Regions from separate parts of the Homo sapiens genome. Here all the other regions are linked to region 4. A link is a contact called in ENCODE Hi-C or POLR2A ChIA-PET data. All regions are on one chromosome and are shown on one strand. Each heading gives the region's core, a stretch centred on a gene start or an enhancer-like site at or near the end of the contact. The rest is flanking DNA. Distances are from core to core; before and after follow the strand shown. Region 1 holds the start of MMP25-AS1 (MMP25 antisense RNA 1). Region 2 holds the start of GLIS2 (GLIS family zinc finger 2). Region 3 has its middle 8.2 kb from the start of CLDN9. Region 4 holds the start of SLX4 (SLX4 structure-specific endonuclease subunit).

Region 1 (2,899 bases), core at 400-2,899, 550 kb before region 4:
CAGGGTCTTGCTTTGTTGCCTGGGCCGCAGTGCAGTGGTGTGATCATGGCTCACTGCAGCCTCAAAATACTGGGCTCAAGCGATCCTCCCACCTCAGCCTCCCTGGTAGCTGGGACCACAGGCACATGCCACCACGCCTTGCTAGTAATTTATTTTATTATTTTGTAGAGATGGAGTCTCACTATATTGCCCAGGCTGGGCTCAATCTCCTGGCTCAGGTGATTCTCCGGTGTCAGCCTCCCAATGTGCTGGCATTACAGGTCTGAGCCACCAGGCAAGGCCCTGGCACTTTTAGCGCTAAAAAGGGAAAAGTCTCAGGCGGGCCAGGATGGGCTGGTCACCCTAGATCCATTGCGCCCTTGATTTCCAGATGGGACCCCTCCCCACCCAGCCACACACCCTGGGGGAGGAGACCTCCTGCTGTCTCATGCCTTCCTGCGAACCCCTTTGTCCCCTGCAGGCCCCTGGTTCTGGCGCCTCCAGCCCTCCGGACAGCTGGTGTCCCCGCGACCCGCACGGCTGCACCGCTTCTGGGAGGGGCTGCCCGCCCAGGTGAGGGTGGTGCAGGCCGCCTATGCTCGGCACCGAGACGGCCGAATCCTCCTCTTTAGCGGTGAGTGGGGCCGGCGGCGGGGCGCGCTGGGGCCGGCGCGGGGAGCCCACCCCTGACCTCCCGGCCTCCACCCTGCAGGGCCCCAGTTCTGGGTGTTCCAGGACCGGCAGCTGGAGGGCGGGGCGCGGCCGCTCACGGAGCTGGGGCTGCCCCCGGGAGAGGAGGTGGACGCCGTGTTCTCGTGGCCACAGAACGGGAAGACCTACCTGGTCCGCGGCCGGCAGTACTGGCGCTACGACGAGGCGGCGGCGCGCCCGGACCCCGGCTACCCTCGCGACCTGAGCCTCTGGGAAGGCGCGCCCCCCTCCCCTGACGATGTCACCGTCAGCAACGCAGGTGGGGAGCGCGGTGACCTGCGGGTTACTGGGCCTGGGGGTGGGGAGAGGGATGTGGGGAATGGGGACATGGAGGCCACCCTGCGGGGATGGGGGTCCTTGGGCATCAGGGAGCGGCGGGGCGGGGAGGGACCGGGACTCAAGCTCTGCTCCTCCAGGTGACACCTACTTCTTCAAGGGCGCCCACTACTGGCGCTTCCCCAAGAACAGCATCAAGACCGAGCCGGACGCCCCCCAGCCCATGGGGCCCAACTGGCTGGACTGCCCCGCCCCGAGCTCTGGTCCCCGCGCCCCCAGGCCCCCCAAAGCGACCCCCGTGTCCGAAACCTGCGATTGTCAGTGCGAGCTCAACCAGGCCGCAGGACGTTGGCCTGCTCCCATCCCGCTGCTCCTCTTGCCCCTGCTGGTGGGGGGTGTAGCCTCCCGCTGATGGGGGGAGCCATCCAGACCGAACAGCGCCCTCCACGGCCGAGTCCCCCGCCGCTGGACCTGGTCGGGGGTTGTGAGGCGCTGCGGAGGCCCCTTGTCTGTTCCCACGGACGGGGGCTCGGGCGCGGACTAAGCAGGGGGGATCTCCCGCGCAGGGGCGGCGGCGGCGGGGACCGGTCGCCTGGCGCTGGGCTCAGTCTCCTCAGGGTCTGAGACCCCGGCGCTGCCACCGGAACCCGCCTTCAGGGGCGCACGCGCGCTGGGACCATGCGTCGGTCGTCGCCCCCGTCGTTCCCTCCCGGCTGCCGCCAGGGGGCGGTCGGACCCCGCCTCCCGAGCCCGGGGAGGGGCGGGGAGGACAAGGGGCGGGCCCGCGGCCTCACCCGGAGGGACGGCAGCCCCGGTCGCGCGCTGGCCCCGCAGGACCTTCCTTTTCCAGGAAGAGCCAGCTTTTCTCGGAGCGCAGTCCTGGGACTCTCCGCAGCCCCGCCCCGCCTGGCCACTGCGTCTGGCATTCCTGGGTCGTTAGAGGACAGGCCTGACTGCGAAGCTGTGCCTTGCCCCTCTCCCACCCGCAGTTTCTCACCCCGTTCTGCTCCCACAAGGCCCCCCTACAGTCACTGCCACACTGGTGGGGACCTGGGACCCAGACCCGGAACCAGCCCAGATATCACCCCTGAGGACCCATGCGCCACGTCCTGGGTGGTGGAATCAGTGGCTGGAGGGACGACCCTTGCTCTCCAGGCTGTTAACCTTTTCCGTTGCTCCCCCGCCACCCACCTCCTCCTCCCCAGGCCACCCAACTTGGGCACCTCCCTGGGCCCAGAACTGCCTTCCATTCAATGGGGAACCCTTCTATCCCCAAGAACCCCTTCCCTGCTTGCACCCTGGAGAGAACAGCTTGACTCCCATCAACTCAACGCTGGTGGAAAGACAGGGACCGAACCCTGGCTCAGGCCTGGTCATTGCCTCCTCAGCACTCCCTCCTGGGAGGCCTTAGCTCTAGAGTGAGGGGTGGGTGGAACCTGGGGGCACCTCGTTCACCCTGTCCCCACTCCCCACAGTTTTAGGATCTAAATGATTGCCTCTGGAACTATTCTTCTAGACTATCCCACATCAGAATCACTGGGAAATTTAAGTTTGCAGATCCCACACTCACCCTGAATCCTCACTCAGGGTGGGGTCAGGAATCTGCATTTTAACTAGTCGCGGGGATTGTGGGGGGCAGTAGCTGGCTGTTTCGTGGCATTTCTGTGGCTCTGCAGTGTTCCTCCACCCCAGGACCAATATGTTCAGGCCACACCGATGGCCTGAACCCCATGGGTAGAGTCACTTAGGGGCCACTTCCTAAGTTGCTGTCCAGCCTCAGTGACCCCCTAGTGCTTCCTGGAGCTGAGGCTGTGGGCGGCTGTCCCAGCAACCATGCGAGGGGTTGCCCCAGTTGCTCATACAAACAGATCAGCATGAGGACAGAAGGCAGGAGACTTTGGTCAGTTACCTGGGAATTCTGGGCTGCCAGGAA
Region 2 (3,031 bases), core at 45-2,544, 700 kb after region 4:
TCTAGGGGATGCTGATTCTGGGATGCCTTTTTCGTCTCCTAGGCTCCTCAAGGCCAACTGCGCTGGGAAGAGGGGGTGTCCAACAGCAGGAGGGCTGTTTTTTTGAACTACAATTTGCCAGCATACAGCAGAGCAGCAAGAAGATAACAGGGCGGGGGGCACGGGATTAGCCCAAACAAAACACACTCAAGAACGCGAGTCTGTGGTTCAACACGAGGCAGAAAACAGCTGGGCCGGGTGCGGGGCTTCTCCCTCGCGTGTATCCGCTCACTGCACTCGCTGCCCTGGCCGCGGGCGCCGCGCAGGGTGCTGATGTCCAGGAGGGATCTAGACCTCCCGCGGCGCTCGGGCTAGTGGACGCAGGTGGTCCCAAATGCTGGGACCAAGCTAGGAACCAAGCGGAAGCTCGGATTGCTCGGCATCGGGCCTCGTCGTTATTCTACCGTGAGGGAAACTGAGACCGAGGGCACGGCAGGGAGTCGCCCGCCGTCTCACCAGCGTGAGGGGTTGCGCCGGGCCCCGAAAACTGGTTTGCGCCGCCCGGCATCGGGATCCGGGACCTCTGCCCGCCGGGCGCTGCCTGCGCGTTCCTGGAACTGGGCTGGGCGGAGAAATCAGGGCCCGCAGAGAGGCATTCCTGCCGCCTTCCCCGCCGCCCGGGGCCGCAGGGGGGCCTGGCCAAGGTGACCCCGCGGGAGGAGGCGAGGGGTCCCCGCCCGCTCCGCCGCCGCGACCTCCTCCATCTTCCCGGTCTGCGGGGCTTTTCCTCTGGGCCCGCGCGCCCGGCCCCCTCCTCGGGCTTCCCCGAGGGCGGGACGTCTCGGGCTCCCCCGCCCCCCCAGGCCACCTCCCGGCCGTGTCCTAGCGCTGCCCTCGGGCCGGGGGCGGGGCCGCGGGGGGGGGGTGGCGTGAGGATGGGGCCGAGGAGGACGCGCGCGGCTCGGCGCCCCACTTCCCTCCCTCACCCCTCCCTCCCGGTGCCCGCTCCCCGCGGCCGCGCCGCCCTCCCTTCCCCCTCCCTCGGCCCAGCGCCGGCTCCCGCCGCCCCCTCCCCCGACGCGCACGCCCCGCCTGGCAGCTGGCGCCCCGGGCCTGGGGCCGCAGCGGTGAGAGGGGTTTTGCTGGGAGGGAGGGAGCGAGCGAGCGAGGGGAGGGGTGGAGGCCGCCCCCCGCGCCCCTCCTCCTCGCCCTCCTCCGCGGCCGGCGGGCCCTCCTCCCGCCGCCTCCCTCCTCCCTCCTCCCGCCCGCCCGCCCTCCCTCTAAGACATCCCCGCACGGCCCGGCCGCCGCGGCCACCTTCCCTGCCCGAGCTGCAGATGTGGCGGAGCGGCCGGGCGCCGGGCGGCCGTGCCAGGGGAGCCCGCGCCCCGTGAGGCCTCGCGCCCCGGCCCCCGCCCGTCCCGGCCCCTCCCCCGCTCGGCTCCCCGCGCCCCCCGACCGCCGGAGCCCGCAGCCCGGATCCCGACCGCCCCCGCCGCTGAGGTAGGAAGCCCCCCGGGCGTCGCGCCGTGGGGACCGGGCCGGGGCGGGGGGGGGGGGGCCCGCCTGTCGCGCCGGGGCTGCGGGGCCCGAGGGTCTCCTCCCCCGCTCGCGTCCGCGCCCCGGGCCATTGTGAGCCCTCGCCGAGGCCCCCGCGTTCGCTCGCTCGCTGGCTCGCGCGCTCCCTCCCTCGCCGGCTCCCCGGCCGGGTCCCTCGAGCTCTCGGTCTTTCTTCTCCCTCCTTCCTTCCCTCCGTCTGGAGGCCGGGCCGAGCAGCGCCCGGGCCCGGGGCGGGCGCAAACTTCAGCTGGGAAGTTGGGCGGCCGCGGTGGGGGGCGTGCGGCGAGGTGAGAGGGGGGTACCCGGAGCCTGGGCATGAAGTTGTCCGGGGCAGCCGCCCCTCCTCTCGGCCGCGCCGGGGCTGCTGCTAGGAAGGGCTTTGGAAGGTGCCTCCTCCCTTGGCCGGGAGAGTCTCCCTCCTGCTGCCCCTCGCAAGCCCGGGTCCTTCCTTGGACCTCGGGAAGGGGCGTCCCTGGGGGGTCAGGACTGGGAGTTTGGGACAAGTCAGGCACTTGTTACTCCCCTGCGGTCCGGGTGGACGCAGGCGACCGGCCTGGCAGGGAGGAGATGGCAAGGGGTCCATACTCGCCGGAGGGCGGGTCTGGAGCGGGTGGAGGAGGGGGCGAGGCAGGTGCATCCCGAGGGAGGAGAAGCACGCACAGCTTCCCCGCTGGCCCCCTGGGATGGGGCTGGAATCCAGGCTGGCACCTGGAGGCCTTGGCATGCTGCCCTGCCCAGCAGGGTACTCGGGCCACAGCAGGGCAGCGTGCAGCCTGTCTGCCTGTCCAGGAGGGCCCGCCCAGCCTGGCCAGAGGGTGGCCGGGAAGCAATGGTTTCAAGGAGTTGCCCAGCCCTGCCCTGGGGCCTGGGAAGCTGGAAGGGATGCTGGGAGGGGCCCTGGGCCCCCAGCCATCACAGCCCAGGATCTTGGCTCTGGAGGGAACGCTTGACACTGAGGGGGCAGCCAGGCCGGCTGGGGACCTGGCCAAGGCCTGGGCTTGGTCTGGGCCATGGAAAGGGCCTGGGCCATGGTTCTTGGAGGCTGGCACCCTGGGTAGTAGGCCGCCATCCTGCGTGTCCTGGCATCCTGGAGGGAAGGTGGGGCCAGCCTGCGGCTGGGGAGGAAGCCCAGAGACACTGCGCTTCGGAGGGCCTTCCAGCCCCCGGGCTCAGGGGAGGGGAAACTGGCCCCTTGGGTCACCCCTCCCCAAGCCCCATTCTGGTGCCACAGTGCCACAGCTGTCCAGGCCCAGCCCACACACCCATCCCGGGTGACCTCGGACCTCCCCCTCTGCTTCTCCTTCTCCCCAGAGCCCAGGCTGGGCCTCCTAGCTGGCCTGGCCTGCACAGGGGGAGGGGCTGCACCTGGGAGGCCCCTCCCAGGACACCCTTTGCCAAGCTCCAGCCTGGCCCATTTCACTGCCCACCTCCAGCTCAACTTGGCCCTGTCTGCAGCCAGCCAAGCAGGAGACAGTGCCAGGGACTTGGGATG
Region 3 (2,712 bases), core at 176-2,675, 610 kb before region 4:
GGCCAACATGGCGAAACCCCGTCTCTACTAAAAACACAAAAATTAGCCGGGCATGGTGGCGGGCGCCCGTAATCCCATCTGCTCAGGAGGCTGAGGCAGGAGACTCGTTTGAACCAGGAGGCGGAGGTTGCAGCTGAGACTGCGCCAATGCACTCCAGCCTGGGGGATAGAGCGAGACTCCGTCTAAAAAAAATTTTTTTTTTAAATTTAAAGACCATAATAATTAGCCGGGTGTGGTGGCGTGCACCTGTAGTCCCGGCTACTTGGGGAGGCTGAGGCGGGAGAACTGCTTTAGTCCGGCAGGTCGAGGCTTCACTGAGCCAAGACCGCGCCACTGCAATGTAGCCTGGGCGCCAGAGTGAGGGGCTCAGTCCCCAAAAAAGCCACCTAAAAAACAAACAAAAAAAAAATTGGTGAGGCGCCGCGCCTCGGTGTCGCAGCGAATCCGCAGATCCTCAAGCCAGGTGGGGGCGCCCACTGCGCGTGTGCAGCGCCTGATAGCCAGGCTAGCTGAGGGCGGGGAGCAGCTGCGGCACCTGGGACACAGCGATTGGCTGGGACCAGGAGAGGGCGGGAAGAAGAACTTGGCGGAGCGCGCTCATATCTCTGATTGGCTGCCAAGGGTAGCCCTTGACAGCTGCCGGGTGGGACCCGTAGACCGCGAGCGCACTGGCCCGTGATTGGTTGGGGTGCGGCGGCGAGCATCTGCGATTGGCTGGGCCGCTCGGAGTGCGGCGCTTGGCCACCTCCCGAGGTACCAGGTCACGGCTGGCGGCGCGCTCTGGGGCCCTGGGCTGGCGGCCGCAACCGGGGTGGCGGCCGCAGCCAAGCTGGCGGCGCGGCTGCCCCGCTCCAGCTCGCACCCGCGGCTCGCCCGCGCCCGCGCCCACTCGCGATTGGGCCGGGCCCGCTCGACGCTGCCGCCCACCCCGCTGCCCCCGCCGTCCCTGCCGCACCCGCCGTTGCCCGGCCTGCCGCCCGGCCTGAGCCCCGGGCCGCCGACGCCCTCCGCTCTCGCCCTGGCCGAGCTGCCACCGCTGCCCGCGCTCCCGCTGCGGCCCGAGCCGCTGGCGCCCTGGGGCCCCGGCGCGCATCTGGCACTGCCCGAGCTGCCGCCCGAAGCCTGCTCACCCGCGCTCTCCGCCGCCGTGCTCGCACTGCAGGACCTGCCGCGCCTGCCCGCGCCCGCGCGCTCCGCCCGCGCTCCTACCGCTGCTTCCGCTGCCCGTGTCCGCCGTCGCCTCAGCCCCTGGGCCCGTGGGCGCGCTCGTCCGCCCGCCCCTGGTCTCCGAGCCGCCGCCGCATCCGCTTCCGCCGCTGCCCGCGCGACCCTCTCCCTTCAGCCTGCTGACGGCCCCCGAGACCCGCGACCCATGGCTGCTGTCCGCCTTTCCCCTGCCACCGCCCGTGCCCCTGTCCCCGCATTTCTTCCTGTCGCCGCCCTGCTGACCTGGCCCCTCCCGCGGCGGGTGAGTAGGCAGCCCCCGACAGGGCCAGTGCCCGTAGCCACCTTCCCCGGGCATGGATTCAGAGGACGGGGGTTAGAGCCCAGTTTGGGGAAGAGAGAAGGAGAATCGGAAGCAGCTCAGGTTTGGTAGAGAAAGGAGCGAGTCTGAAAATAGACTTGTCTAAAGATTCGGGTCTTCCATTTTCCCCTGCTGCCCTCCAGCAGGCCTCTTGCTAGGTTATTTGAGAATGTAACCCGTCCCCTGGGCTGATAACCTGGCTAGTGATCAGGGCAGCGGGCGGGGCCCACAGCACGTGTCCAAGGAAATGGGGATCAAGGGTATGAAAACAAAAGTTTAAAGTGCTGGGCCGGGCGCGGTGGCTCCCGCCTATAATCCCAGCACTTTGGGAGGCTGAGGCTGGCGGATCACCTGAGGTCAGGAGTTTGAGACCAGCCTGACCAACATGGAGAAACCCTGTCTCTACTAAAAATACAAAATTAGCCGGGCGTGGTGGCACATGCCTGTAATCCCAGCTACTCGGGAGGCTGAGGCAGGAGAATCGCTTGAACCCGGGAGGCGGAGGTTGGGGTGAGCCGAGATGGTGCCATTGCACTCCAGCCTAGGCAACAAGAGCTAAACTCCGTCTCAAAAAAAAAAAAAAAAGTTTAAAGTGCTTTAACTATATCCAAATATTTCATTTCTCTTATAAATAAAGGGTCTGGATGCCATGGCTAAGGCCATCCTCAGTGTATGGCTCTTGAAAATTCTGATCCTGCCGCAAAAGTCTTTTTTTTTTTTTTTTTTTTTTTGAGACGGAGTTTCGTTCTTGTTGCCCAGGCTGGAGTGCAATGGCATAATCTCGGCTCACCACAGCCTCCGCCTCCTGGGTTCAAGCGATTCTCCTGCCTCAGCCTCCTGAGTAGCTGAGTTTACAGGCATGCGCCACCACGCCCAGCTAATTTTCTATTTTTAGTAGAGACGGGGTTTCTCCATTTTGGTCAGGCTGGTCTCAAACTCCAGACCTCAGGTGATCCGCCCGTCTCCCAAACTGCTGGGATTACAGGCATAAGCCACTGCGCCCGGCCTTTGAAAAGTCTTCAGAAGTCAAATTTTCAACTGAAACAGATCCAGGGGTCGGGCTGGCTGTGCGCACCAGGGAAGCAGTGGTGGGGATCGATACTGGACCCAAGGGTCACATGCAAGGGCTGTGAAGTCATCCCCATGGGACAGGAGAGCTTCCCCCACCCCCACCCGGGCTGGGCCC
Region 4 (2,803 bases), core at 171-2,670:
ATACAATAATGCAATCTCCACTGTCCAAGGAATCTAATTAATCATTTTGTTTTCCAGAGCTGAAAATACTCCTACCTAGAATCTACTTTGTATGGCTGGCGCATTCTCTTCTGTGTCTTCCCCTTAGAGAAGTGTCCTCTAATCCTTTATGGACCGTCTCCATCCCCGTTAATCCCTATCATCGCCCACTGTTTTCACAATGGCATCTGTCATAGGTTATCATCATATGAAACAGGTAATATCTATCGAATGCTTACTGTGTGCCAAGCACTGTTCCAATTGCTTTCCAAGTCAAACTCGTTTAATCCTTACAAGAAGCCTATATGGTGGAATCTCTTGTCATCCTGTCTTTACGGCAAGGAAACACGCGCAAGCAGAATGAGGAACTGGCCTAAAGCCAGTTCAGGAACAGCTTTCACAGTGGCAGGGCTGGGATCAAACCCAGGAAGTGTGGTTCGAAACTATCCGCTCTTGTGTTTTTATTCATCGGCTTATTATCTGTCCCCCATTAAGCTCAACACTTCAGGAGGGTAGAGATCCATCTATTACTTTGCAACCTCTTTGGCTGATCTGGTGCCTGACTTGAAATAAGTGCTCCACAACTACTTGTTGAATTCATGAATTGCAAAGAGTTCGGTATAATGGGAGTAGAGAGAAAGGTGTAGGAGAAAACGCTGCGGGGAGAGGAAAGGATTGGCTCACAAGGGCCTGGAAGGTCAGGCTAGGCAAAGTGAATTTTATCCTGTTGGATGCGGGGAGCGGCTGGAACAAATTCCACCTCCACAACTGTGTTGATCTCCGCATCTCTGTTGATATGAACCTCACAACAGTCTATCTCCTCCTATAGGTGCCCAGTCAAGATTTACTGAATGACATAACGGATCCTGCAAGCCTGCAGGTTTCCAGAGGGAAGGGGACTTGTGCCTCCTTGCTTCGTACCTACCGCAGCCCACGGCTCACAGCAGGCGAGGGATGAATGAATGGATCGGTAAGGGGCGGACCCTCCCGCTTCCCCCAACCCGGCGACCTACGGAAAGGGGCTGAGGGGTTCCCCGTCTGGGAAAAGGGCTGCCAAAGACTCTAACGGCTCTAAAGTCAGACGGAGAACCCCGATCCCCGGACTGGCCCGGACGGAGACCACCGTGGGGATCCGGATCCGCCACCCTCCTCCCTCCAGGCGGGCCCCGGCCCCTCTCCACCCGAGTGCGGCTCCTGCCTCTCCGTCGGGGCTGCGGGCCTGCCGAGGCCACGGAGCCAGCGAGGGAGACGGGCGAGAAAGGCTCTTCTCCCTTAGGAAAGAGAGAACGGCCCGAAATGACAGGACCTCCGCCTCCCGGGTGCCGACTCCCAGCCCCACAGCCCGGCTCCTCCTACCTCCGGCGCCGCCGCGGCACCTTCTTAACGGAGACTCGCGCGCCTGCGCATGCGCCGCCCGCGCCCCCGCGGAGCATTGCCTGCGCGCAGGCGCAGAGCGGGCGCGCGCGGTGGTGCGGCAGCCTCGCTTCCGGTCTTCCTCTGCGGCGCCGGGCGCGGGCCCGCGGCGGCCAGCGCTTCCGGTCGGCAGGAGGCGGGGCGAGGCGGAAGCGGCGCTTGCTTCAGGTGGAGTCTGTTAGTTTTTGAGAAAGAGTTAGGGCGAGTTTAAGGCACTGTGGCAGCTGTGAGATAAAGTCTGGTTCCTCCCCAGCTGGCTCAGGAAATGTTCGCGGATACAACGGCGGCCCCCTCTGGGCATACCTGCCTGTGGAGCGGAGAGTGGACGGTGTGAGGGGGACCGGGAGAGGCACCAAATCTGGCCTGGGGGCCCGAGAAGCTTCCTCTCAGGTGGGGTGGCGTGAGAGTCGAGGCCTGGAGGTCGGGGAGGGTTAGCTACGTGAAGAGGGGATTCTGCCGCGCTTCAGGTGCCTGGAGGGGATGCCCGAGCTCTTCCGCAGGGCTAGGGTGAAGCCAGCCAGGGCCTGGGGGAAAGGTAGCAGAGGTTTGCCATGGCTTGGTATTTGAGGGACTTTACACATCGTATTAAGGGTTTGAGCTTCAACTTGGGGTCGTCGGGAGCCATTGAAGGTTTTTTGTTGTTTGTTTTTTGAGACGGGGTTTTGCTCTTGTTGCCCAGGCTGGGGTGCAGTGGCGCGATCTCGGCTCACTGCAACCTCTGTCTCCCGGGTTCGAGCGGTTCTTGTGCCTCACCTTCCCAAGTAGCTGGGATTACAGGCGCCAGTCACCACGCCCAGCTAATTTTTGTGTTTTTAGTAGAGACTAGGTTTCACTCTGTTGCCCAGGCTGGTCTCCAACTCCTGACCTCAGGTGATCCGCCCGCCTCGGCCTCCCAAAGTGGTGGGATTACAGGCGTGAGCCACCGCTCACGGCTTTTTTTTTTTTTTTTTTTAAGTAGAGACGGGCGGTGGGGGCGGGGGGGGGAGTCTCACTATGTTGCCCAGGCTGGTCTCGAGCCCTGGCCGCAAGAGATCCTCCCGCCTCGGCCTCCCAAAGCGCTGAGATTACAGGCGTGAGCCACCACGCCCGGCGTAAGATTTTGTTTTTAAAGGCCTAATTACAGTGAGAACAGATGAGGCAAGGACACCCATTAGGAGGCTATTACATAATCTAGATGAAAAGTGAGAGCGGCCCGAATTAGGAGGTGGAGCGAAAAGAATGGAGAAATATGGAGCATAGTCAAGACGCAGTTGTTAACGATTTGCCGGTTTCTGGCCTTAACATCTGAGAGTAGTGTGCCTCCAGTCACTGAAATAATGAACACAGGAGAGGTGTAAAGGAATCAGTTTGCAGGGCAGACAATATGTTTTTT

Evidence for each region. A loop is a pair of places that touch in the nucleus more often than their neighbours do. ChIA-PET counts read pairs that join two places held with the same protein, here RNA polymerase II (POLR2A). Pooled maps may share reads with other maps.
Region 1: a pooled map shows a loop between it and region 4 (6-fold over the local background). The contact joins the promoter of MMP25-AS1 here to the promoter of SLX4 in region 4. A Hi-C loop is called at or near these places in 4 of 50 pooled maps. POLR2A ChIA-PET finds 5 or more read pairs at or near these places in 2 of 52 experiments (GM10248 and activated naive CD4-positive, alpha-beta T cell).
Region 2: a loop to region 4 is called in a pooled map, with 2.7 times the contacts of the local background. The contact joins the promoter of GLIS2 here to the promoter of SLX4 in region 4. A Hi-C loop is called at or near these places in 10 of 50 pooled maps.
Region 3: a loop to region 4 is called in a pooled map, with 9 times the contacts of the local background. The contact joins the enhancer-like site here to the promoter of SLX4 in region 4. A Hi-C loop is called at or near these places in 2 of 50 pooled maps. POLR2A ChIA-PET finds 5 or more read pairs at or near these places in 2 of 52 experiments (AG04450 and naive thymus-derived CD8-positive, alpha-beta T cell).

Annotation. Positions count from the first base shown.
Region 1 is chr16:3,057,721-3,060,619 of GRCh38, forward strand. It overlaps MMP25-AS1 (MMP25 antisense RNA 1), which reads right to left and starts at 1,650. Exons shown (of 5, transcript NR_123723.1): 1 at 1,276-1,650; 2 at 820-982. It overlaps MMP25 (matrix metallopeptidase 25), which reads left to right. Exons shown (of 10, transcript NM_022468.5): 8 at 461-613; 9 at 692-949; 10 at 1,107-2,899. The coding sequence ends at 1,378. LOC124900372 (sialidase-like) reads right to left here and starts at 1,650. Exons shown (of 3, transcript XM_047435000.1): 1 at 1,276-1,650. RefSeq lists silencers at 520-569, 600-729, 870-919, 1,380-1,849 and an enhancer at 1,888-2,793.
Region 2 is chr16:4,314,773-4,317,803 of GRCh38, forward strand. It overlaps GLIS2 (GLIS family zinc finger 2), which reads left to right and starts at 1,295. Exons shown (of 7, transcript NM_032575.3): 1 at 1,295-1,482. RefSeq lists a silencer at 1-130 and enhancers at 1-435, 2,557-3,031.
Region 3 is chr16:3,003,411-3,006,122 of GRCh38, forward strand. No RefSeq gene overlaps it. Among named protein-coding and RNA genes, the nearest start is that of CLDN9, 8.2 kb to the right of the region's middle. RefSeq lists enhancers at 353-1,311, 458-752, 2,558-2,712 and silencers at 417-710, 458-752, 697-796, 807-896. Within about 2 kb of position 1,426, at least 13 of the 41 ENCODE cell types and tissues checked have a DNase peak (open chromatin) inside an H3K27ac peak, as active enhancers do.
Region 4 is chr16:3,610,186-3,612,988 of GRCh38, forward strand. It overlaps SLX4 (SLX4 structure-specific endonuclease subunit), which reads right to left and starts at 1,421. Exons shown (of 15, transcript NM_032444.4): 1 at 1,375-1,421. It also overlaps a transcript of DNASE1 not described here. RefSeq lists a silencer at 1,279-1,628 and an enhancer at 1,669-1,738.